Linked DNA regions of Homo sapiens: region 2 is linked to region 1. Evidence: chromatin loops called from intact Hi-C (ENCODE). Cell type or tissue: left ventricle myocardium inferior. All regions are shown on one strand. Links, peaks and the distances in the headings refer to the core of each region. The heading gives the core; the rest is flanking DNA. Region 1 overlaps DYM (dymeclin). Region 2 has its middle 33 kb from the start of SMAD7.

The links. Peaks named below come from ENCODE experiments on the same cell type or tissue, not always from the same donor. Only the 100,000 strongest peaks of a DNase experiment are listed, where the experiment ranks them.
Region 2: it touches region 1 in a loop (1.8-fold over the local background); 9 of 110 quality-filtered maps call a loop at or near these places.

What each region holds. Positions count from the first base shown.
Region 1 is chr18:49,028,092-49,040,647 of GRCh38, reverse strand. DYM (dymeclin) reads left to right here. Exons shown (of 18, transcript NM_001353214.3): 18 at 1-4,261. It overlaps DYM-AS1 (DYM antisense RNA 1), which reads right to left. Exons shown (of 5, transcript NR_148999.1): 4 at 579-648. Among named protein-coding and RNA genes, the nearest start is that of DYM-AS1, 11 kb to the right of the region's middle. RefSeq lists a silencer at 10,719-10,867. In left ventricle myocardium inferior, for the core only: no CTCF peak of the experiment used is centred there; no DNase peak of the experiment used is centred there.
Region 2 is chr18:48,977,693-48,990,248 of GRCh38, reverse strand. No RefSeq gene overlaps it. Among named protein-coding and RNA genes, the nearest start is that of SMAD7, 33 kb to the right of the region's middle. RefSeq lists an enhancer at 5,900-6,401. In left ventricle myocardium inferior, for the core only: no CTCF peak of the experiment used is centred there; a DNase peak (open chromatin) is centred at 6,328.

The DNA of each region.
Region 1 (12,556 bases), core at 2,451-10,450:
CCACTTGATTTTAGGGACTGATTATTAGGCCTTCTGACTCCAAATTCAGAACAATTCCAGTGTCCTACATCACCTCCTGGAGTCAAAGAGGTCAGTTTCTATTCAGTGATGAAGAGCTAAGCTAGCTATGCATATGAAGAACTGAGAAGTAGATTATAACACACAATCCACAGCAAATAATGCATATTTATTTTGTATGAATTAAAGCATAAAATTTAATCTCATTAGCGTATAGCTATTCAGAGTTCCCACTCAAAGCAAGGGAGACTCACCAGTAGCCCCAAGACCCTTGGCCAGGTCATACTCAACCCCTAATCTAACTTCACAAGGCTGTCTAAATGTCAGCTACTCAGACACAGCCTCTGGCATTAGCAAAATCCCCCAGAGGAAAAGCAGCCCCATAGAACTGGACAAGTAATACTTAACTATCTTGTTGACTCTGGGGTCCTTCAAGCAAATTTTAAAAATATTTTTACCAGATTTCCAAGTTGTCCTTAGCTTGAGGGTTGGTCCTCCATTACTGTCATTGGACTATCCCTCATGGGTAGTGCAGTTCAACTTCTAAACCACCTCAGTACCTGAATGTGGTCCGAGGTGAAACCAGATTACTGATGCCTTCAGGTGCCCAATTGAAGCAAATGGCAAATTCTGTGGAGGAAGTAAACATAACCCAAGGCCTCAAATTATTTCTGCAGTGTTGCAATCAGAAATACCCAGGTATGGGAGAAGACCAGACAACATTAATTACTTGAATTAAAACCATTAGAGGAAAACACAGACAATAGAAATATCCAAACAGACTCCAGATAAAGTTGTCGCAGAATTTAAAACAGCTATGGTTACTGTGTTCAAAAAAATGAGACGCATGGTCAAGAATTTCAACAGAGAGTTAGAAACTGTAAAAGGCGCATTGGAAATTCTATAACTAAAGTACTGTAATGAGAAGAACAGTGAACAGGTTTAAGAGCAGATTAGAAATAACTGAAAAGAGAATGAGTAAGATGAAAAATTGAGGGTGAGGGGTGGGAGCAGGAATTATATAGTAAAAAAAACAGAACATGGAGAATAGAGGGTAAGAGACTTAAAGGGTACAGTGAGCATGTCTGACCTGCTCAGACATGCAGGGTAGTTGGCATCTCAAAAGAGTAGAAGAAAGGAATATTTAAACAAATGGCTGAGAACTTTTCCAAAACTCATGAAAGATATCACACCAAAAATTCAAGAATCCCTCCCACAAACTCCAAGTGGGATAAATAAAAACAACCCACACCTAGAAACATCATAGTAAAACTGTTGAAGACCAAAGAAAAATAATATTTTAGACCTGCTGGGGTGGGAGAGGGAATATAACCATTAAAGGAGCAATAATATTAGACTGACAGCTCCTTCTCAGCAGAAACAATGGAAGACAGTGAAATACTGCCTTTTATGGTTCTGAAAGAAAATGACTGCCAACCTAAAAATTTCTAATCAGGGAAAATATCCTGCAAAAATGAAGAGGATATGAAGACATTTTTAGAGAAACAGCTAGAAGAATTAATCAGCACGCCTACCCTAAAGGAAAATTTAAAAGGTGTTTTACAGGCAGAAGGAAAATAATCCCAAACGTAAGGACAGAGCCCTAGGAAAGATTGAAGAGCAATGAAAATGACACATAAATATTGACTACATAAAACAATAATTATGTCTTATGGAGTTTTAAATATATAGAGAAATAAAATGTATGAAAATGAAAGGATTTATGTGGGAATTTTAAGTGTTCTAAGACACTTGGCATCATCCAAGAAGAGAGTAAAAATTCATTTAATATTAGTCTTTGATAACTCATGTATGCATGATAATATTTGAGATATCAATAAAAGTGTATAGCTTTCCACATAATAAGAGAGAATTCGAATAATCAATTCAGTGGAAGATTTAAGAATTGCAAAAGAGTCTAAGAAAGAAGAAAAAGCAGAACAGGTGGAACAAATAGAAAGCAAGATATTTGTGATAAATCCATTATTACACTAAATGTAAATGGACTAATGCTCAAATGTTGACAAATATTGTCAGCCTTGTTTTAAACCATATGCTATTTACAAGAGACATTTTTAGAACATGAATTTAGAAATTTTGGAAGAAAAAGATGGAGAAATACATACCCAGCAAACAGTAACCATGAGGAAACTGGTGTAGATATATTTAAGTAAACTTTAAGGCAATAATTTTTTTAAGAAATAAAAGGGTCAATTCAATTACTAGAAAGATAATCTAAATTTATATGCACTTAAAATATAAACTCAAAATATGTAAAAGAAAATTTGATAGGAAATTTAGACAAATATGCAACCAGAGTGATATTTTAACATGCCTATTTTGTTAATTGGTAGAAAAACTAGCATACAAAAATCAAGTTATAAAAGATTTAAGCAATGAAATGAGCAAACCAAACGGATGTATGTAGGACACCAAACTCAATAACATACTTTTCAAACACAAATGGCACACACTCCAAAATACTGGGCTATAAAGGTTTCAACAGGCTAGGCACAGTGGCTCACATCTGTAATACTAGCACTTTGAGAGGCCAAGTCAGGAAGATCACTTGAGCCCAGGAGTTTGAGACCAGCTTGGGCAACATAATGAGGCCCCACCTTTACAAAAAATAAAAAAATTAACTGGGCATGGTGGCATGTGCCTATAGCCCCAGCTACTTGGGAAGCTGAGGCAGGAGAATCACTTGTGCCCAGGAGGTCGAGGCTGCAGTGAGCTATAATTGCACTACTGCACTCCAGCTTGGGTGACAGAGCAAGACCCTGTCTCAGAAAAAAAGTCTCAACAAACCTGAAAATACTTCAAATGAAATATGTTCTCTGACCATAATAGAATCAAGACTAATTATTTACAAAAAGATAATTTTATAATCCTCATATTTTTGGAAATAGATTTCCAGGTAACCCATCTGTCAGAATCTTAATGGAAATTTGAAATATTTTGAACTGATCATGAAAATACTACATATCAAAACAGAGAAAAAACTTGTGGGATGCAAATAAAACTATGCTTAGAAGACCTTTTAATTTTATTTTAAATTTAAAGAGTACCTGTTCAGGTTTGTTACAAGAATATATTGATGATGCTGAGGTTTGGGCTCCTAATGATCCTGTCACCCAGATAGTGAACATAGTACCCAATAGAAAGTTTTTCAGCACTTGCTTCCCTCTCTCCTTCCCTTCCTCCCTCGTTTTGGAGTCCCTAGTGTCTATTGTTCATATATATATATACACACACATATATATTTAAATGTTTATGTTAGAAAAGAAGAAAGGTTAAAAATCAATTAAGCAATTACCTCAAAAATTTTAAAAACAGCACATGAAACCCAAAAATAAGCCAAATTACTGATATAGAACACAAATATACAATAAAGGGAATCAAAGTCAAAAGTTGGTTATTTAAAAGGATTAAGAGGACTCATTGGCTGGGCATGTTGGCTCACATGTGTAATCCCAGCACTTTGGGAGTCACCTGAGGTCAGGAGTTCAAGACCAGCCTGGCCAACATGATGAAACCCCGTCTCTACTAAAAATACAAAAATTAGCTGGGCGTGGTGGTGGGCATCTGTAGTCCCAGCTACGCAGGAGGCTGAGGCAAGAGAATTGCTTGAACCTGGGAGGTGGAGGGTTCAGTGGGCAGAGATTGTGCCACTGCACTCCAGCCTGGGCAACAGAGCGAGACTCCGTCCCAAAATAAATAAATAAAAGAATTCATAACCCCTTAAAAGACTGATCAAAGAAGGAAGGAGAAAGGGCAGGAGAGAGGAATAGCCAATATCAGAAAGGAAAACAGGTAAGTTACTTCAGATTATGCAGACATTTAAAATATTTAAGAGCCAGCCTGGATAACATGGTGAAACCCTCCTGTCTCTACACACACACACACACAAATTAGCTGAGCATGGTGGTGTGTGCCTGTAGTCCCAGCTACTGGAGAGGCTAAGGTAGGAGGATTACCTGAGCCCAGGAGGTAGAGGCTGCAGTGAGCTGTGGTCATGGCACCACACTCCAGCCTGGGCAATGGAGTGAGAGACCGTGTCTCAAAAATATGTATACATATTTAAGAGAATATTATGAATACCAATAAATTTTAAATCTAGTTGAAATGATCTTTATTGCAGTGATAGGTGTATACATATGTCTAATCAAATTGTACACTTTATTACATATGTGCAGTTTTATATATTAAGTATGCCTCATTAAAGTTGTTTTTAGATTTTGCATAAAATGAACAAATTCTTTAAAAAAAAAAAAAAACTCTCCAAAACTGACATGAAACGATCCTGAACATTGGAATCATCCTATATCTAGCGCATACATTGAGTCCATAATTACAATCTGCCACAGGAAATTTACAGACCAAGATGGCTTCAGTAGTGAATTTAACCAAACATTTAAGAGTGAAATAATGCCAGTTTTAGACAGTCTCCCAGAAAATAGAAAAACCTTCTAATTTGTTTTATGAAAACAGCTTAACCTTAGATATAAAGAATTTGCCAAGAACAATACAAGAAAGGAAAATTATAGGCCAGTCCTCATGGTATAGATGCAAACAGAAACTAGCAATCTACAAAAACAATGTGTAAAAATACATCATGATCAAATTGGATTTGTCATTCACAAATCAATTAGAGTTATTCAAAGAATACAGAAGGAAAAGTAAATGATCTCAATAAATGCAGGGGAAAATGTGATAAAATTCAGCAGTCAAGTGCTAGAAATGTTTAGCGAACTAGGAAAAACGGAAGCTATCTTAATCTTATAAATATTATTTTAAAACTACAGCAAACGCATCATACTTAAAATATCAAAAGCTTTCATTCTGAGATCAGAAGCAAAAAAAAGGATGTCTATTATCACTTCTATTCAAAATGTCGCTAGGTGATGCTATGCATGCCTAAGTATTTAGTGGGGAGTGTACTGGTACCTTAAATTACTTTGAAATGCATCATGAAAAGGGAAAAAAGGATGGCTTGATGGATAGATATATATGTGATAAAGCAGATATAGTAAACTTGGTAAAATCTAGAATGGTAGAATCCAGATGGTGGGTATACAAATGTACACTGTACAATATTCAATTTTGCTATACGTTGAGGAAACTATCACCTGAGTTCCTGGCCTAGTATGGCAAGATTTCCTTTTAAATTAATTGGGTAGGGTCAGAAGAAAATGAACTATCATTATTTGTAAATGACATGATTGAGGATATAGATAATTTAAAGAATTAGCCAATAAACTAGTAAAATTAACAAGGCTTCTGGACACAAGGTCACAGACAAAAATAACGTGTATTTCTGATGCTAGCAATAAACAATTAGACAATGAAATTGCAAAGGATATGAACAGATACTTCTCAAAAGAAGACATTTATGCAGCCAAAGACACATGAAAAAATGCTCATCATCACTGGCCATCAGAGAAATGCAAATCAAAACCACAATGAGATACCATCTCATACCAGTTAGAATGGCGATCATTAAAAAGTCAGGAAACAACAGGTGCTGGAGAGGGTGTGGAGAAATAGGAACACTTTTACACTGTTGGTGGGACTGTAAACTAGTTCAACCATTGTGGAAGACAGTGTGGTGATTCCTCAAGGATCTAGAACTAGAAATACCATTTGACCCAGCCATCCCATTACTGGGTATATACCCAAAGGATTATAAATCATGCTACTATAAAGACACATGAACATGTATGTTTATTGTGGCACTATTCACAATAGCAAAGACTTGGAACCAACCCAAATGTCCATCAATGATAGACTGGATTAAGAAAATGTGGCACATATACACCATGGAATACTATGCAGCCATAAAAAAGGATGAGTTCATGTCCTTTGTAGGGACATGGATGAAGCTAGAAACCATCATTCTGAGCAAACTATCCCAAGGACAGAAAACCAAACACCACATGTTCTCACTCATAGGTGGGAATTGAACAATGAGAACACTTGGTCACAGGGTCAGGAACATCACACACTGGGGCCTGTCGTGGGGTGGGGGGAGGGGGGAGGGATAGCATTAGGAGATATACCTAATGTAAATGATGAGTTAACGGGTGCAGCACACCAACATGTCACATGTATACATATGTAACAAATCTGCACGTTGTGCACATGTACCCTAGAACTTAAAGTATAATAAAAAAATAAATAATAAAACAAATACTCAGAGATCAATCTAAAATAAAGTGTGATTGAAACTAAAGATCTAAATAAGGGTTCCCTAAATAAGGGACCACTCCAGGGTCATTAGATTCATAAGTTGGAAGGCTCGATATCTCAGAATTGATCTACGGATTCAATGCAATCTCAATCCAAATCCCAGTATTTTGGGGGAATGGGAAAACTTGACAAATTGGTTTTGCCTAAAATCTACATGGAAATGCAAAACGCCTAGAATTGCACAGAAAACCTTGAAAAAGAATAAAGCCCATACTTACATTGCTAGATGTCTACAACTTACAGATGTACTCTAATTAAAACCTATAGGCCAGGTGCAGTGGCTCACACCTATAATCCCAGCACTTGAGAGGCTGAGGTGGGAGGATTGCTTGAGACCAGCCTGGGCAACATGGTGAAACTCTGTCTCTACAGAAAATTTTAAAAATTAGCCAAGTGTGGTGGTGCACACCTGTAGTCCCAGCAGCTGGAGAGGCTGAGGCAGAAGGATTGCTTGAGCCCAGAGGCAGAGGTTTCAGTGAGCTGAGACTGCACCACTGGACTCCAACCTAGGTGACAGAGCGAAATCCTATCTCAAAACGAAAACAAAGACTTACAAATTTACTCTAAGTTTAGTATTGTTATAAGGGTAGACAAAACATATTGATGAAATAGAACTTAAAGGTCCACATATATAAGGACAATTGATTTGACAAAAGGGACACTGCTGGGTAATGGGGAAATGATTTTTTTCCCCAATAAATGGCGTTGGCACAGTGAAGGGAAAATGAATCTTGACCCCTACTTCACTCTGTCTGCAAAATCAGTTCCCAGGGGACTATAGAGCTAAATGTGAAATGTTAAACCATAATATTCTAGAAGAAAGCATAGGAGACTATCTTCATGTCCTTTAGATAGAAAACAAAAAATACCAACCATAAAGAAAAGGTCAGATAAATCAGATTACGGTCAAATTAGGAACTTCTGTTTAACAAGAGACATCAATAAGAGAGTGAGAAGGTAAGCTACAGAGTGAAAGCAGATCTTTGTAATGTATAGAACCACAAAGGAGTCAAATAAAGACTATATAAAGGATTCAATGAGGAAAAATAAAATTGGCAAAAGACAGGCATTTCTCAAAAATGTTTTCAGTTCACCAATAACATAGAAAAGTGCTGAAATCAAGGAAAAATTCAAATTGAACCCACAATGAGATACCCCCTACTCACTCACCAGAATGGCTAAGTTAAAAAGGTCAACAACATCAAGTGTTTGTGAGGATGTGGAAGAACAGGAAATCTGATACCCTACATGTAGTCCATGTAGGACTATAAATTGATAGCACTTTGAAAAACTGTTTAGTAATATCTACCAAAGTTGAAGATACTCATCCCCTAAGACCTAGCAACAGGTTCAAGACTGTTGATAGTGCAATTATTCATAATACCTAAAAACTGGAAACACCAGGAATATCAACAGTAGAACGTGTAAATAAATAGCAATATATCTATGCAATGTAATACTATACAGCAGTGAAAAATAAATAACCAGCTGCATTCAGTTACACAGATGAAACTCAAATATTATAGCATCTAAAAGAAGACTGATACAAAAGAATACATACTGTATGAGCTCATTTACATACAGAAAACAAGGCCAAAATAAACCTATAGTTTGGGGATGTACACTTAAGTAGTAAAACTTTGAAGAAGGACAAGTACATGCCTAATGTGAAAGCCAGGATACGGGTTACTTTTGGGAAAACAGAAGCGACCGTGATTGGGAGAGGCATAGGAGGGACTCGGGAAGCTGGCAGCGTTCTATTTCCTCATGGCCAGTGGTCATGTAAGTGTTTCATTGGCAATAAATCAGTGAACTGTTCATTTTCATCTTATGTATTTTCTGTATGTTTATTAGATTTTACAATTAAAACTGTTAAAGCTAATCTAAAGCTAATTTGCATTTTAAACAAGACTGATAGAAATTTACCACAGAATAAGTTAGTCATTTCTCTTAAATGTTTCCTCACCCACTAAATTCTAGATGGGTCTTGCTAGAGGAACAGTATTGTAACTAGTCCTAAAACAATGAATGAAACAGAGAAGATCTGGCTTCTGGGAGGTTGAGTTGGTTGTTTTTCTTAAGTTCTCAAGCTTTCCTCTTGGATATTCGATTACTGTTAAATGAATTTCTACCGACTGATGCATGGAGCCCAGTGAAATGGCTGTTCATTGAAATGAATGCCAAAATCGCCCCTCCCCACAGACACTTACTGACACCCCACAGTAGGTGTCAGTAAGCCCTGATGAGCCCAGTCTCTACCCCCAGCCCCTTTCCCCCGCTCAGTGCTGTCGGGCCTCACACCTGAGCATGAGCAGGGCGACCCTCCGCACCCAGCCAGGAACACTGCCTGCCATGAGAAGGGCCCCCTCCCCCTAAGCATGGGGATTCCTGGTCTGTGTTCTTACCACTTCCTGAGGCAGAGGAGGGGCCTCCAACCCAAGACGGAATTTCTCTACACGTGTGGCAGCTGCTGTCTGGGCTTTGGGCCCCCAGCTCTGAGCCAAGGCCATGGAGAGACACTTAAATGTAAAGCCCTCGTGGCCACCCTGGGCTTTGGGGAAGCAACTCCACTCTTCACCCTACTCTGGCATTCACTGGCCGCGTGGCCTTGGCAAGTCCCCCACACTTCCTGACGTCACCGTCTTCCTTGTGAAACGGGACGTTTACATGAGACACTGTGTAAGGGGGTGACATCCTCATGACATTACAGTTCACGTTTCCATCTTCTCACATGCCTGTACTCATCTGGGCCCCGGCCCCACCCGTGATAGAGGAAAGACAGAGAAAGAGGCTGAGAAGTCACACCGCACCTCAGATCTCATCATTCTCCCACACCCCACCACTGTCCTCAAAATCCTTATTTTTTTGGAACATCGAGAAGCCCCTTGCACCCAGCTCCCACTATGTGGATGGGGACATGGATTGCTTCCTTGAAAATGTTGCTATTGCAGCTGATAGAGTGGGTCCACTGTCCCTGAAGGGGGCCCAGGAAGAGCTTGTCAGAGAAGAGACCTCCTCCCTGGCCTCCAGGGTCCTTCACTGCACTTGGGGAGATGAGACAGATTAGCGTGTGAGCCAGGGACGTAATTCAGCCAAACCATCACGGAGGCTTGGGGGTGGGCACCCATCCGTGATCATCTTCCATGACTCCAGAGCCTGAGTTTCAGTTCCATGTGCCAACTGTGAAAGCTCAGGCTGACACAGTCTCTTGGGGGCTCAGTTTCTACATCTTCCTATACCAAGGTGTGGTGGAACAAGGTTAGAGTCATCGAAAACAGGCCATTTGCTTCTTTGGGCAGGGTTACTAGAGGGTTAGGGCACCCGCCAATGGAGAGGTGGTGACCTAAGCAACAGTTCTCAAAGTGGGATCAGGAGACCTGGGGATCCCTAAGGTGCTTTCATCATCATCATCATCATCATCATCATCATCATCATCATCATCATCATGTTATTTGCCTTTTCTCTTTCATTCCTTCATGAATGTTCGGTGGAGTTTTCCAGAAGCTGCATGTGTGTGATATTGCAACAGATTGAATGTGGAAACTGATATGAGAATCCAGCTGTCTTCTATTAAGGCAGACACTAGAGATTTGCAAAAATGCAAAACGATGCCACTCTTTTCACAAATCTTTTTTTCTTTTGAAACATAGTATTCTTCATAAAAGTTATTTATGTTAGCATGTCATGGGTTTAGTATTGTTACTCTTTAGTGAGTTACTATTTTTAAATTTCTGTTTAATTTTTTAATAAATATGGACAGATATAACCCACATAAACAAAAGTTTTTAGGAGTCCTCAGTAGTTTTTAAGAATGCAAAGTTGTGCCAATCCCAGAGACTTTGAGAACTGATCTGAGGATGGTTTCTAGAGGGATGGTTCTGGTCTCTGCTTCTCAGCCCAGCCCTGTACAACAGTTTTATCAGCGTGTGGAGGAAGATATAGAAAGAATGTTCTCCACATCTGTGAATGATGAGGTGACGGGGCTACTCAATACAGCACATGATAGAGAGGATCCAGAGAGAGGAATGGGCTGAGTCCCAGGGATGAGATGTGGCAGGAACCATCGTGGAGCTCAGCCCTTGCATCTGGTGGTTTGGGTTTAGGAAAACGAGTCCCACTCGGTGGCTTCACTCAGGACAGTATTTAGGAGTTCCAGTTGTGTGTAGTGGCTGCCAAAAATGATGATGTGATTATTCCTCATTGGTAGATATAACGGGTACCCAGGACAGGGTGGTCACCATGCTGATGACAAATTCAGCTTTTGTCTATCTATAAATGCCTTTCTTTTATCTTCATTTTTGAAGATGTTTTCAAAATTCTAGGTTGGAGTCTTGCTCTGCACAGGCTCAGCTTAGCCAGTGACTTAAGAGGAATTACTGGCAAATTTGGGGCTCCTTCCTCTCTAGTATATTGTCCCTCTTCTTCCAGCCACACTGGCTACCCCAACCTGCACCCTCTGACTCGCAAGCCCAGGAAGACTGTGACTTTGCTTCGGCTCTATTTCCTGGGTCCTGGTGCACCGGAAGGGCCGTGGGGAAATGCAGGTGAAGGAGGATGTTACTTAATGATGTCTCCCTTTCCCTATCCAACATCCACGCACAGCCGCCTTCCCCTGCAGAGAGCACCACACACCCTCCCCAAAGAACAGGAGCCCGAAGACAGTTCCATGTTGTGACTGCACCGGCCTCATGTCTGGCTGTGGCCTTCCTTCCTACATACAGGAGGCAAGAGTTTGACCTAACCTTTTTCCACTGCATAACAAGAGACACCAGCTTTCTACCCATGCTGGGTGAATTCCCACCATCTACCACCAGCCATCTCCCGTAAGTGCATTTTAGGTGATGTTATTTGCAGTAAACATGTAATCTACTTGAGCTAATTTGGGGAAAAAAGCGTTTATTTCTGAATATTAGATAGCTGCCCAATTCCAGGGTGAGCCAGGGACCTAAGCTTGGATGACACCCAGCCAGGGTAAACTCCCAACTGCTCCCCAGGACTGAGAGGCAACGTGGCTGCTGCCCTGCCCAACACTCGGCATCCTGCCATGCAGCTAGAGACCAGTCGTGAGACTCTGCCCACAATGACCCCGGAGAAGCCAAGGGCCACTACTTTGCCTGCATGCCCACGTACTTGCCGTACCCAATGCTCACTCCACTTTCCAAGTCCCAGCTGGGTGGCCCTTCTTGGAGAAAGCTGGGCTGAATGCAGAACCCCAGCCTCAGAAGTGCCTGGAGAATGAAGCCTTTTGCTTTCCAGCCTCTACTGTCTGGAGAGCCCTCTCTATGTGGGGAGATTGTGTCTCGAAGACAGACCATGATGTGTGCACTTCAGCTTAGGCTATGGTTTGAGGCTTAAGTGAAATAGCATTCAAAGAATGGAGAATGTGGCTGGACCTGTAATTCCAGCACATTGGAAGGCCAAGACAGAAGGGTCACTTGAAGTCAGGAGTTTGAGACCAGGCTGGGCAACATAGTGAGACCCTGTCTCTACAAAAAAAAAAAAAAAAAATAGCCACATATGGTGGTGTGTGCTTGTGGTGCCAGCTACTCAGGAGGCTGAGGTGGGAGGATTCCTCGAGCCCAGGAGGTCAAGGCTGCAGTGAGCCATGACTGTGCCCTTGTATTCCAGCCTGGATGACAGAGCAAGACTATATTTTTTTAAATGGAGAATGTACCTTCTCAGGGAGCAGGGATTTATGTGTGATTTCTGCACATCTGCATCCCACACCTTGTAATCTACCTGATTACAAGAAATAATGGTTGAATAATGTGAGCATTTAGCACTGTGTCTAGAAATGGTAAGCCCTAAGGAAACCAGAGCTGGTGTCATCTCACAGGTTAGGAAGCCCCAGTGAGGGCGAAGACAGCAGCTCAGTGCCATCCTAAGGTCCTATGCTGTGTCCCTCTGTACTTGACACCCTCTGGCTGGCTTCCCTCATACTCACAAGAGGGCTGCCACAGCTCCTGGTGTTACATCAGAGCGTGATCTCATCTGGAGTACAGCTCAGGAGTGGGGCTCCTCTCCCAGAGGCCCCTTCACATTTCCATGCCCAGGCCTGTTTCCCACACCCATTCCTAAACCATTATTGGCAAGGACAGGAGTCCCCATCATGGCACCGAATCAGGGTCGGGGGCCAGCCCACTTAGCTGCGGAGAGGAGAGTGAGTCCCAGGATATTAATCAGGCTCTGATATGGTTGGGATGTTGGTCCCCTCCAAATCTCATGTTGAAATGTGATCCCCAATGTTGGAGGTGGGGCCTGGTGGCAGATATTGGATCATGGGGGCGGA
Region 2 (12,556 bases), core at 2,696-10,695, 51 kb after region 1:
GGCTTCTCTCTGGCCCCAGCCCCTCACTGGGGTCTTAAGCTCCCAGCCCTCGCCAGCCACCTCCTCCCTCATCCAAGTTAAACGAGCCTGGAGTTGGATAAGAATTCCAGGCCAGGACCTTTGGGAAGTAGAAACCGCCAATCTTATCCACTGGGCTCTGAGGAATTTGGCAGGGCCAGGAGGAAGGGGCTCCACGGACTGGGCTGGACACCCCAGCCTATCTCCCCCACCCTGGAGCAGGGGGCGCGCTCATTATTAATAGCCCCACAATAAACCCCAGCGATAAGGCTCTCCTCTTCCCACCACGCAGATAGTTCTTCCAGTTCAGAACAAAGAAACAGAGAACAAACAGCCAGGTTTCGTGGAGGGGTTTTGTCCATAGAACAAATCTCTGGGTTGATGCCACAGCGCACGGCCAAAGAGGTCTCACATCTTGGTCTGCCTGACCTGCCAGGGGATTCTCTTTGCTGTACAGAAGAAGCGCCCATGCAACCTCACCTCGGCTCCTCTGTTCAGCTGTCCCTCTCCCTGCCAGCTGAAAGCTAACCCAGGCCTGGCAGCCAGTTCCAATAAGGCCTCCCCTATAGCCCCACAGTCTGAGTTTTCTGCCAAAGCAGGGTCAGAGGTGCACCGTTGGGTGGTGGGCTAATTCCTTCCCCTGAGTGCGTCCTGTCTCCAGTTTGGAAAAGCCCAGGTTCCTAGCTGGAGGTCTTTTTTTTTTTGAGACAGGGGCTCACCTGTCACCCAGGCTGAAGTGCAGTGGTGTGATTATGGCTCATCGCAGCCTTGAATTCCTATGCTCCAATGATTCTCTTGCCTCACTCTGCTGAACAGCTGGGATTACAGGCACATGCCACCACATCTGGCTTAGATAGGGTCATAAGAGCAATCACACAGCAAACAACAAGCTTGTGAAAGCAGAGAGAAATGGGCTGGGGCACAGTCAGCAGCTAGGGTGGCACCTGCCCTGGCTCCAGGGTACCTGGGATCAGGGTCTGGCATCCTCTGCTGGCTGCAGGTTGACAGAGGACAAAATGTTCCTCAGTGTTCTATGGCTGGGACTCTCCCCAACCCACAGCCCCCGGGCAGCCCCAGAGGGGCTATGAGACATTCCCTCCGGATACTGCCACCTGGGTCAGGCCTGAGCGTGGGGTGCAGCCAGAGAACCTGATTTTGGGGTCAGCTCAGGAGCCCCCTAAGCCACTAAGTAGCCAGCTTCCTAGGGTCCCACAGGAACACTCAGAACTCCAGCGGAGGAGCTCGGCTCTGCCTGATTCTGACCTTGACCTTGGCCTTGCTTGGCGAGACCTGTGCCCTGGGAAGGCCCCCAGTGCCTCCCTCACCTATCAGGCTCCAGGAGACCACCTTCACTCCGTCTGAGCCCCCAGCCTTGGGCCTGCTCTGAGTTCCTGAGCTGAAGGCCTGACAGTGACCCTGCTGCCTGATCTCCGGGCCTGAAGGCTGGGCAGGCTGCAGGGAGGCCAGACCTTCCTGGGGGTGCACCCTGTATGAAGCTGGCCCTCCTCCCCCAGCTCAGGCTGGGTTAGCAGAGATCTCCCAAGACCGATGCCCACCACAGGACCAGAGGGGTCGAGATAGGCGTGTTGGGCTTTTCAGAAAAACATGAGCCTCTTCCTCAGTACAAGAAAATTTGGGGAAACTTTTTTTTTTTTTGAGACGGAATCTAGCTCTGTCACCGAAGCTGGAGTGCAATGGTGCAATCTTGGCGCGCTGCAACCTCCACCTCCCAGGTTCAAGTGACTCTCCAGCCCCAGCCTCCTGAGTAGCTGGGACTATAGACTCCTGCCACCATGCCCAGCTAATTTTTGTATTTTTAGTAGAGACGGGGTTTTACCATGTTGGCCAAGCTGTTCCCAAACTCCTGACCTCAAGTGATCCGCCTGCATTGGCCTCCCAAAGTGCTGGGATTACAGGCGTGAACCACCGCGTCAGGCCTGGAAAACTTTTAAACAAGGAAGCCACATGGGGAGGGTGAACAGGGGCAAAGAAGAGGAGGGCAGGAGAGGCCAACTTTTTTTTTTTTTTCCCTAAGAAACTTATTTCTCTCTGAGTAGCCAAGCAAGTCCTAATCCCAGCAGTTTTGGGGCAAGATTCAATAAAATCTCTGTCTGCTGGGGCCTGGGCAAAGCCGCTGAAAATAAATACTTTGTGGCTTGTCCGGTCTTCTGCCGCCTGGAGCCTGGAGGGCCCTTCTATTGACTTTGGGCCCAGTGGGATATGGACCGAGGGTGGAATTCTCTCCCCAGCCAATCAACTTCCTCTCCCCAGTTAGGACCATTTAAAAATCGTAAGTAGAGTTTCCGGTGTGGAGGGGGAAAAACAGAAGAGAGCATATTTGGTCGAAGGAAGAAAAAAAGAATTGCAGAAAGGCCAATTTACTTTCAATCAGAGCTGTTGGATTGTCCCGTTCGTGGAAAATAATCTTAGGGGTTAGGACCTTCCCTTAGCTCTCACACTTTCACCTCATGTCTTCTTAAACTCCAGGCCTGCAGCACGAAAGCTCAGATGTCTAGAGTCGGGGCTGGCGCAGGGTCTTCCAGGGGCTGAGGAGCCCAGGACCTCCTGCCCCAGTGGTTGCTGCCAGGGCTGGGGAACGTGCAGGCTGCAGGGACAGTGGCAGCTCTGCAGGCCCGGCTGGGGGATGACTGGAAAAAAATGTGCAGGAAACCAGGGGAGGAAAACGCTCAGGGTCACAGGCAAGCAGCAGAGAGCCACACTCCACCACGCCAGTCAGAGCAGAGCAGACTTTACAAACCGGGTATCTGTATCTGGGAGCAGAAGGAGAAAGGATTGCATTTGATACTGGGGGATGGGGGGGCGGTTCTAGAAACCCAGGAGGAAAGAAAGGGTGAGGCACCACCGGATGAGCGGGTGGGTGGTCCAAACAGAAATGGGAGGATGGCAGGAGAGCACGCGAACCCCCACTGGGGCCTAGGAACTGGAAACCCCCCCACTTTTTACAGTGTTACAGGTCAAAGCATTTGAGCAGCCATCTTGGGGTGTGGAAAGTCCTAACACCAAGGGTAGGCCACAAGAATGTGACCCATTTTCCCTTCCTATTCATTGTCCAGACCCTCCCTCTCACTGGGGGTCCAGGAGCCTCCAGAGGCTGTGGGAGGGCGGGGGGTGAGCTAATGCTTCTTTCCTTCTCCCACCGCATGTCCAGGATGGAAACACAATGGTTGGCTCTTGCCTTCCAAGGTCCGGACAGAGCACAGGGCTGCAGGGCTGCAGCCTGGAGAAGCTGTGTCTCCCTCTTTTAGCCACCGCCACCTCGGAGGGCCTGACTGGGCAGCTGAGGGCCACAGGCTCGGCTTGTGTGGTCCCCACTCAGTCCCTGGGCATGACATTCCACCCTCAAGAGCCACGCTATTCAGTTCAGCATTATTCCCCCAAAAGTTCTTATTTTAAAATGAAGACACTCTTGAGAGGGCTGATTCTGAGCAGGTGTCTATCTGGCTGACCTCCTCAGGGAACTGGAGGATGGAAATGTCATCATGGCCCAAATCTTATAGGGGGTTGGTCTCTCTGGTAGAGCCAACAGTTCCCCAAAGCTCTCTCCAAGGCCTCAAAAGTTAGCCTTGGTGGGCTGGATGAGGTGGCTCACGTGTGTAATCCCAGCACTTAGGGAGGCTGAGGCGGGTGGATCACGTGAGGTCGGGAGTTCGAGACCAGCCTGGCCAACATGGCGAAATCCCGTCTCTACTAAAAAATACAAAAATGAGCCAGGCGTGGTAGCAGGCACCTGTAGTCTCAGCTACTCAGGAGGCTGAGGCTGGAGAATCGCTCGAACCCCGGAGGCAGAGGTTGCAGTGAGCTGAGATCACACCACTGCACTCCAGCCTGGGCCACAGAGTGAGACTCCATCTCAAAAAAAAAAAAAAAAAGTCAGACTTGGTGGTTCCTTGTACACAAGGAGAATCCCAAAGCCTCTATTTTTGGGGAGGGAGAAAGAATGGAAGAAGAGGACGAGAAAGTGCTGCTGACAGTCTTAGCTCTGATCCCCACTTTCGAAGACACGGTGGATAGTCATGGGTAATTTAAAAGAAGCATCTTGGGGCAAGGACTTGATCTCTTTAGAAACCGTATTTACAGGCTGGGCACGGTGGCTCATGCCTGTAATCCCAGCACTTTGGGAGGCTGAGGCTGGCGGATCACCTGAGGTCGGGAGTTCGAGACCAGCCTGACCAACATGGAGAAACCCCGTCTCTACTAAAAATACAAAATTAGCTGGGTGTGGTGGCACATGCCTGTAATCTCAGCTACTCAGGAGGCTGAGGCAGGAGAATCGCTTGAACCCGGGAGGTGGAGGTTGCAGTGAGCCGAGATTGTGCCATTGCACTCCAGCCTGGGCAACAAGAGCAAAACTCTGTCTCAAAAAAAAAAAAAAAAGAAAAAGAAAAAAAGAAACTGTATTTATTTACAATGAGTGGTGACATGTCAACTAGTCACAAATCCATGTATCTAAAACCCCCATAGGACCAGAATTAAAATAGAAAAGACTTCTGAGCAGCCCAAATAGACATTAAAAACCCCTGCTCTAAAACACAAGCTCTTTGTTTATTCGTGAGCCTTCAGTCAAAACCTTTGAATTCATATGTTACGTACAGTTGCAACTGCCTGTGTGAACAGATATCCAAATCCATGCAGGAGAAAAAGGTGCAAGGAGGGAAAAGAACTGTTATGGGAAAAAATGATCAAAACTTGGCTGTCTGGAGTATTTGGTATAGGGATGGGGTGGTGGGGTGCTGGCTGCCATAGTGCTCTGAAGTCGTGGGCTCTCAAAGCCCAAGGAAATGATAAGATTCATAGAGGGGATCGCGAGTCACCAAGAAAGCACTCAACTCTGCTCAGGGCAATATGTGATAGATTCAAGGAAAATTTATATTCAAAATTGGACAGGGCTGTGACTCTTAAAGGGATAAACACTCCTTTATTGGAGCACCAGGTTTCTCCTCCATCTGAGCTGGGGGTGGAGATTTTGCTGTGCCCAGCTCCATATCCAACAAGTTCCTCAGCTCTCCTGAAGCACTGTTAGAGGAGAGAAGAGAATTGGGCCCTGACCTGAAGCCTGCATCAGTGACCAGTCCAGGCTAGTGACCCATCAAGCCCCGGGAGCCCTTGTACCTTCACTGTTCAACCTCAGCACCTGTGCCCCTTCTCTCTTTTCTCTTTATTCTGCCTTCTCATTCTCTCTCCACCTCTCCTATTTCTCCTCTCCATTCTACCCACAGCCACCCCACCCACCCACTGCCATCCTGTAGGACTTTGTGCAATGATGGAGATGTTCTGCATTTATGCTGCCCAATACAGTAGTAATGAGCCATGTGGCTATGGAGCACCTGAAATGTAGCTAGGGCAACCGAGGAACTTCATCTTTGACTTTCATTTGTTTTAATTATTTAATTATTTTATTTTATTTTATTTATTTTATTTATTTTGAGATGGAGTTTCGCTCTTGCTGCCGAGGCTGGAGTGCAATGGCGCAGTCTCGGCTCACTGCAACCTCCGCCTCTCAGGTTCAAGCGATTCTCCTGCCTCAGCCTCCCAAGTAGCTGGGATTACAGGTGTGCACCACCACACCTGGCTGATTTTTTGTATTTTTAGTAGAAATGGGGTTTCACCATGGCTGGGCTGATCTTGAACTTCTGACCTCAGGTGATTCGCCCGCCTTGGCCTCCCAGAATGCTGGGATAACAGGTGTGAGCCACTGCACCTGGCCTATTTATTTTTTGAGACAGGGTTTTTCTCTGTTGCCCAGGCTGGAGTGAAGTGGCATGATCACAGCTCACTACAGCCTCGACCTCTCTCGGCTCAAGCAAACCTCCTGCCTCAGCCTTCCAAGTAGCTGGGACTACAGGCATGCACCACCCACCCAACTAATTTTTGAAAATTTTTTGTAGAGATGGGGTCTCACTGTGTTGCCCAGGCTGGTTCCAAACTCCTGGGTTTAAGTGATCCTCCCACCTCTGCCTCACAAAGTGCTGGGATTGTAGACGTGAGCCACTGTGACCAGCTTCATTTTCATTTAAATAGCTACATGTGGCTAGCAGTTACCGCTTCTGGAGAGCACAGTGACCCTGGAGGAGCTCCAATGGGTCCCCAGGCTGCTCACTGGCCTGTTGGTCTGGATGACCACAGGCATTCATTTATTGTACATGCAACTGTTATTAAGCACCTACTGTGTACCAAGCAGAAAAAGATTATCTTGTGAAATACTTCAGTGAGCTCTCAGTCCCTTCCTTCTCTGTTTTTCCTTCCTTTCATCAGCAAATCCTGGCTGCCTGCCAAGCGCTCAGTGCTGTATGACAATGGTGCATGAACTGCAGTGAGCCTCAGGATCACTTCAGGGACCTGTTTAAAAAATGCAGAACTGGCAGTGTGCGGTGGCTCACACCTGTAATCCTAGCACTTTCGGAGGCTGAGGCGGGCAGATCATGAGGTTAGGAGATCGAGACCATCTTGGCCAACATGGTGAAACCCTGGCTGTACTAAAAACACAAAAACTAGCTGGGCATGATGGCATGCGCCTGTAATCCCAGCTACTCGGGAGGCTGAGGCAGGAGAATTGCTTGAACCAGGGAAGTGGAGGTTGCAGTGAGCCGAGATTGCGCCACTGTACTCCAGCCTGGCGACAGAGCGAGACTCTGTCTCAAAAAAAAAAAAAAAAGCAGAACCCCCTTTCCCACCCCCACCCATTAGATCTACTGAGCCAGAATCTCCAGGGCAGGCCCAGCATCAGAGCCTCCCACAGGAGAATCTATTCCCACAGGGAATACTAAACCAATGGCAGATGCTTTTCTACCAACAGCTTATACTTTAGAAGGTGTGATCAAAAAAAAAAAAAAAAAAGGCCAGTAAATGGTGAGCTCTTTTTACAAACAGCTATTCCCCAAGAACTGTCTGAAAATGCCCTAGAGAGAACTAATACCTTAAGCCTTTTTATGGTGACATCTTAAGGGAATGTCTTTGGCAGATGTTTTTCCTGCCATGGAGTCAAATAGCAGAGTGGTTAGGAACCAGGCCTGCAGGGGCAGATCTGGCCTCAGGTCCTGCCTGTGTGACCTTGACAGGGCTGATCCCTATCTGTAAAACAGAGATAATCGTCTCTGGCTTCCATGTCACAACAGTTCATTATGAGAGTGGATCACGGGGAGATCAGGACAAGTTTCAGAAAGCTGAGAACCTTAGGGTCTCAGGTACCTCAAGGCCAGGAGGGACCCAGCCCTTCAAGAGTCCCTTGAACAAAGGGCACTTAGACCCTTAAGGCTTTAGTTTGGGATGTTTTCAGCTTGGAAAATATTGTTCTAATTTTATTCCAGTCCAACTGGAATACATTTAGAACATGCATAGATCTGGTTCCAATTCAAACTGGTTCATTGGGTACTTCTTGGGTTAAAGAAAATTGACAAATAAGGAATCGGTAAAAAAAAAAATCATCATCATCATATCTGAGTTCAGGGTTGAACTTTTCAGTTGGAAAGTTGTGATTCTTTGGTTCAGTTCAAGTACCTGTTTACAAATTAACTGTACAAGCATTTATTTAGCACCTAGTTTTGTTCCAAGAATAAACCAGGTATGAGACAGTTGCAAGGAATTTCTGCTCACCTGTGGAAAGAGACAACTAAAGAATCATAATCCCCTTAACGACCAAACAAGCAAAATCCTAGGGACGCCCACTAGGGAGCAAAAGGTTCTGGGGGAGGGTGGCCAGCAGACACACAGAGGAGGGGTGATGTGTGAGCTGGGTGCCGAACAGTGAGTGAGAGGGATTTCCTGGGCAGTTAGCGGTGGGGAGGAAGGGAAGCAGGAAGGTGAGATAAGCTGTACTGTGCACGCAGTCACAGAAGAAGGGGAAGGATAGTCTAGACTGTGGGTGGCCCATGGGCTTGGAGAGGTGCTTGCGGGAGATCATGAAGACACCAAGCTCTGCCCCGGACTTGCTACTCTGTCCCCACCCCAAAAAGAGGACCACTTTTCCTGGCTGGAAAGAACCATATTTGTATTTCCTTGTGTATTTATTTGTTTCAGTAGTTTTATTGAGATATAATTCATATATCACACAATCATTCATTCAAAGTGTATAACTGAATGATTTTTAGGACAGTCAGATACATGCCACTATCACCACAGTCAATTTTAGAACATTTTCATCACTGCAAGAAATCCCATATCTGCTAGCTATCTTCCTCCCACCCAACCCCCATCACCCTCACCTCCTCCCCAGCCTGAAGCAACCACGAATCTACTTTCTGTCTGTATAGATTTTTCTATTCCGCACATTACAAATAAACGGAGTTGGCTGGGCATGGTGCTCATGCCTGTAATCCCAGCACTTTGGGAGGCTGAGGAGGGCGGATCACCTGAAGTCAGGAGTTTGAGACCAGCCTGGCCAATATGGTGAAACCCTGTCTCTACTAAAAATACAAAAATTAGCCAGGCACAGCGGCAGGTGCCTGTAATCCCAGCTACTCAGGAGGCTGAGGCAGGAGAATCGCTTGAACCTGGGTGGCGGAGATTGCAGTGAGCCGAGATCGCACCACTGCACTCCAGCTTGGACAACAGAGTGAGACTCCATCTCAAACAAAAACAAAAACAAATGAATTGAGTCTTACAATATGTTGCTTTCAACATCTGGCTTCTTTCACATAGCATGAAGTCTTCATCCATGTTAAGGCCCATCTATGTGGGAACACGTATCGGTCTGTCACCCCTTTTTATGACCAAATAATATTTTATGGTATGGATAGACCACATTTTATTTATCCACTCATCTGTGGACGGACGTTTGGGTTGTTTCCACCTCTCGGCTATCATGAACAATGCTGTGTGAACATTCACGGATGCGTTCCTGTGTAAGTCATTACTGTCATAACTCCCATGTCACAGATGAGGGTGCATGTTTTCATTCCACTGAGGAGTGGAACCGTTGGGTCACAGAGGAAATCTATATTCAACTCTGCAAGGAACGGCCAGGCTCTTTTGTATTTACATATTTACTTTGAAAAGAAGGAAATGCTGGGTGCAGTGGCTCACATCTGTAATCCCAGCACTTTGGGAGGCCGAGGCAGGTGGATCACGAGGTCAGGAGATCAAGACCATCCTGGCTAACACGGTGAAACCCCGTCTCTACTAAAAATACAAAAAATTAGCCGGGTGTGGTGGTGGGTGCCTGTAGTTCCAGCTACTCAGGAGGCTGAGGCAGGAGAATTGCTTGAACCCAGGAGGAGGAGGTTGCAGTGAGCCGAGATCACACCACTGCACTCCAGCCTGGGCGACAGAGGGAGACCGTCTCTCAAAAAAAAAAAAAAAAAAAAAAAAAAGAATAAAGAAAAAAAAGAAAAGAAGGAAATGAATGAGAAGACAGGAGTAATAATGGAAATCTGCTTGAAGCCAAGGGGCAGCCTATGTTCAGGGAAAGGAGAGGTTAGGGCCGCAATGAAATCACCATGGGTGGCATTACATCTTCCCAGAGACAGTGCCAGCTGGGAGGAGATGGGCACAAGGTCAGCACCCTTGGCCACTCACCTATGGACCGAGGGCACCTCCTTGTCACTGCCCCACCCCTCCACAAACCAAGGCCCAGGCTGGCTGTGAGTCTCCATGGAGCACAGCAAACATGTCTCTGCCCCAGCCTGCCATCTCTCCCTTCAGAGACAGTTAAAGAGTTCAAATTCCAGAGGGAAGAAACATATCCAAGGTCATGTTCATCATGGCGTATCTGGTGAGCCCCCATGACCTACAGGACTGCTCAGCATGTCCATATATTCTGTACACATAGTGCTCACTGTGGGCCAAACACTATTCTAAACCCTTTCCAAATCAAAATGCTTTAAATACTCAAAATAACTCTATGAGAGACTTCCTGTTAGGACTCCCATGTTACAGACAAGACACTGCGCCAGAAAGGGAAGCTAGCTTCCCCAAGGTTGCATGGCTCATAGTGACGACGCTGAGACTGAAGGTAGTCTGTCTGGCTTCAGCACCCACCTTATGCCACCTCAACTATTCTCCTGCAAGGGCAGTGTTGAAATTCTCATCCCACAGACAAGGACATTAAGGCCGAGGCTGATACACTTTCCCAAGGTTGCGACTAAAGCCCAGTCTCTATTCCACACCACGGCCTCCCTTTGTGGTGAGAGGGGGCAGAGATCAGCGTGCAGTGAGTCACAGCAGTTAGAAGGCGTGTGCCTTTGTCTACTGCCACCTGTTTCAGGAAGCTCTCCCTGACTGCTCCCTAGTCAGGGGGCTCCCACAGCTGCCAGGGATGTTCTGCCACAGTCCTGCTCCCTGGGCATGGCCATTGGTGTGTAGATGGCAGATGCCTGCTGAGGATGAGTGTGACTTTGTCCCCTCTGGCTCCCCAGCACTGAGCCAGGGCCTGGCACCAGCAGGTGCCCCATAAGCATGTGGGGGATGAAGGGAATGGTCCAGGTACTAAGAGACTGAGGGGCTTGGAGAGAGAAGAGCCAGTTGTGCCTGGAGCCAGGTACTCACTAGTGGGGTACCCAGGGCCAGGGAGGAATGGTGGAGTGGGGCATGGGGCAGGCCCTTCCAGTAGGGAGGGCTGGGGGTCCTCAGGGGCCTGATGTCTCACCGTCCAGAGAGGACTGGAGTTGGGTGGGGAGTGCTCTGTGGTCATGGGTGCCAGAGTCTCAGCCAGTGCACAGGGCACCTTCATGCCAGTTAGGAGGCACCCTTCCTCCCTCCAGGTGCCCAGCCCTGCCCCAGGACCCTGGGAGCTGCCTCAGACCCTCAGCTGGGCACCCTTGTGTAGGACACAACCTGGGTGCTACATGTGAGACTCTCTGGGTATAGAGTGTGACTGTGTTGTGTGGGGGTGCGGGATGTGGTATATACGCACACGTGCAGGGAGCGGGGTATGTGTGGTTGGAGAGGGTTGTGTTGTGTGTTGTGTGGGGGTGGGGGATGTGGTATATACGCACACACGCAGGGAGCGAGGTATGTGTGGTTGGAGAGGGTTGCGTTGTGTGTACATGGTGTGAGAATGGAGAATTAGTGTGGTATGCGTGTGGTGTATGTGTGTGTGCTGTGTGTGGGTGTGTGTGATGTGGGGTGTGTGAATTTGTGCTGCACTTTGCAAGCCTCCCAGGCTGGGTGGCCTCTGTGCAGGGAGAGCTGGGAGGCCTAGCTGTGAGGGTGCCACGTCCTAGAGCCAGAAACTCAGGTGTCTCAGTGGCCAAGCCTTCGCCTGCCCCTGGGAGTGGGGCCGACACGGGGTCTGCAATGGCAGAGAACGGGCTGAAGGTCCTCAGTGGGCAGGCACAGCTGGCCTCCCCTCAGGAAGGCCCTTCCTTCCAGAACTCTGGACTATCCCTTAGTTAGGGAGGGAACGGTCTGGACAGACTGAGCCGAGGAAAATATTCCTGGTCAAGGGATGCCCTCAGCTTGAGGTGCCTGGTCGGAGGCTCAGAAGAGATCTGGGGGAGATGCTGGGTCCACACAAGGATGATGTTCTGGAAACCGGAACTGCCCAACGGTGGAGGAGGCCGCTTCCTAAGGGAGCAAAGCCCCACCCCCTATGCCCTTGATGAGTTCCAGCAATGCTGCGGCCCCCTCAGCCATGGTGTTGGAGGAATCTCCCCTTCATGGTGCAGGACATGGGTCAGAACACGACCCCACAGACCCCTCACCCTCCTGGGTTCCACAGAAGCAATGGGGATGCCCGGGACACCTCCTTCCTTCAATTGCACCTGCTGCCCCTCCCCGGAAGTTCCTCCATTGCTTTTCCCCCGTGGCCCCTCCAAATACTCCAGGATACCAGGATGTGGAAGGCACTTTAAAGCCACCCTCTCATTTTACAGATGAGGACACTGCGGCCCTTACAGGGAAGGGACTCGCCCAAGGTCACAGAGGTACAGCTAACACCACGGGCACGCCTCGAACCAGGCACCCACCTAAGCGCCCTCATCTCCTCACGCCAGGCCCGAGGTGGGACCTTCTCCATCTTACACAGGGGAGGACTTGGCCTGGGGTTGAGAGAAGCCAATATGGCCCAGGTCACAGCACTAGAAAGAGGGCAGGATTCTCACAGGGTCCCCTCTGCCTCCAAGGCCCTGCTGCTGACCCTGACGCTCACACTCGGTGTCCCCCACACAGCGATGAATCTGTCGTGTCCACTGAGAGAGGAAGACAGATCCTCTCAGTACCATCTGCCAGGGACAGGGTTAGGGAGGCTGGGCAGCTCACTCAGCCTAAGTTTGTTTCCCCAGTAGTCAAACGGGGATAATAATAGTAACATTTGGGGCTTGTAAGATTTCCATAAAACATGTGACGCCTTCTCTTTGGAGACCTCAACAAGCAACGTTTCTCCTCTCCATCCCCTTCCATGACCAAAGTGCTACCCTCACCAAGCCTCCTAGCCTCCTGGCTTCCCACACCCTTAGGGCTTCGGCCAGCTTTCTTGGGGTACCACCTACATACAGTATGATGCACCCATTTTGCATTCAGTGTTGGATGAGTTGGGACAACTGTATACTTCCATCCACATAACCGCTCCCGGAAATGGGGCACC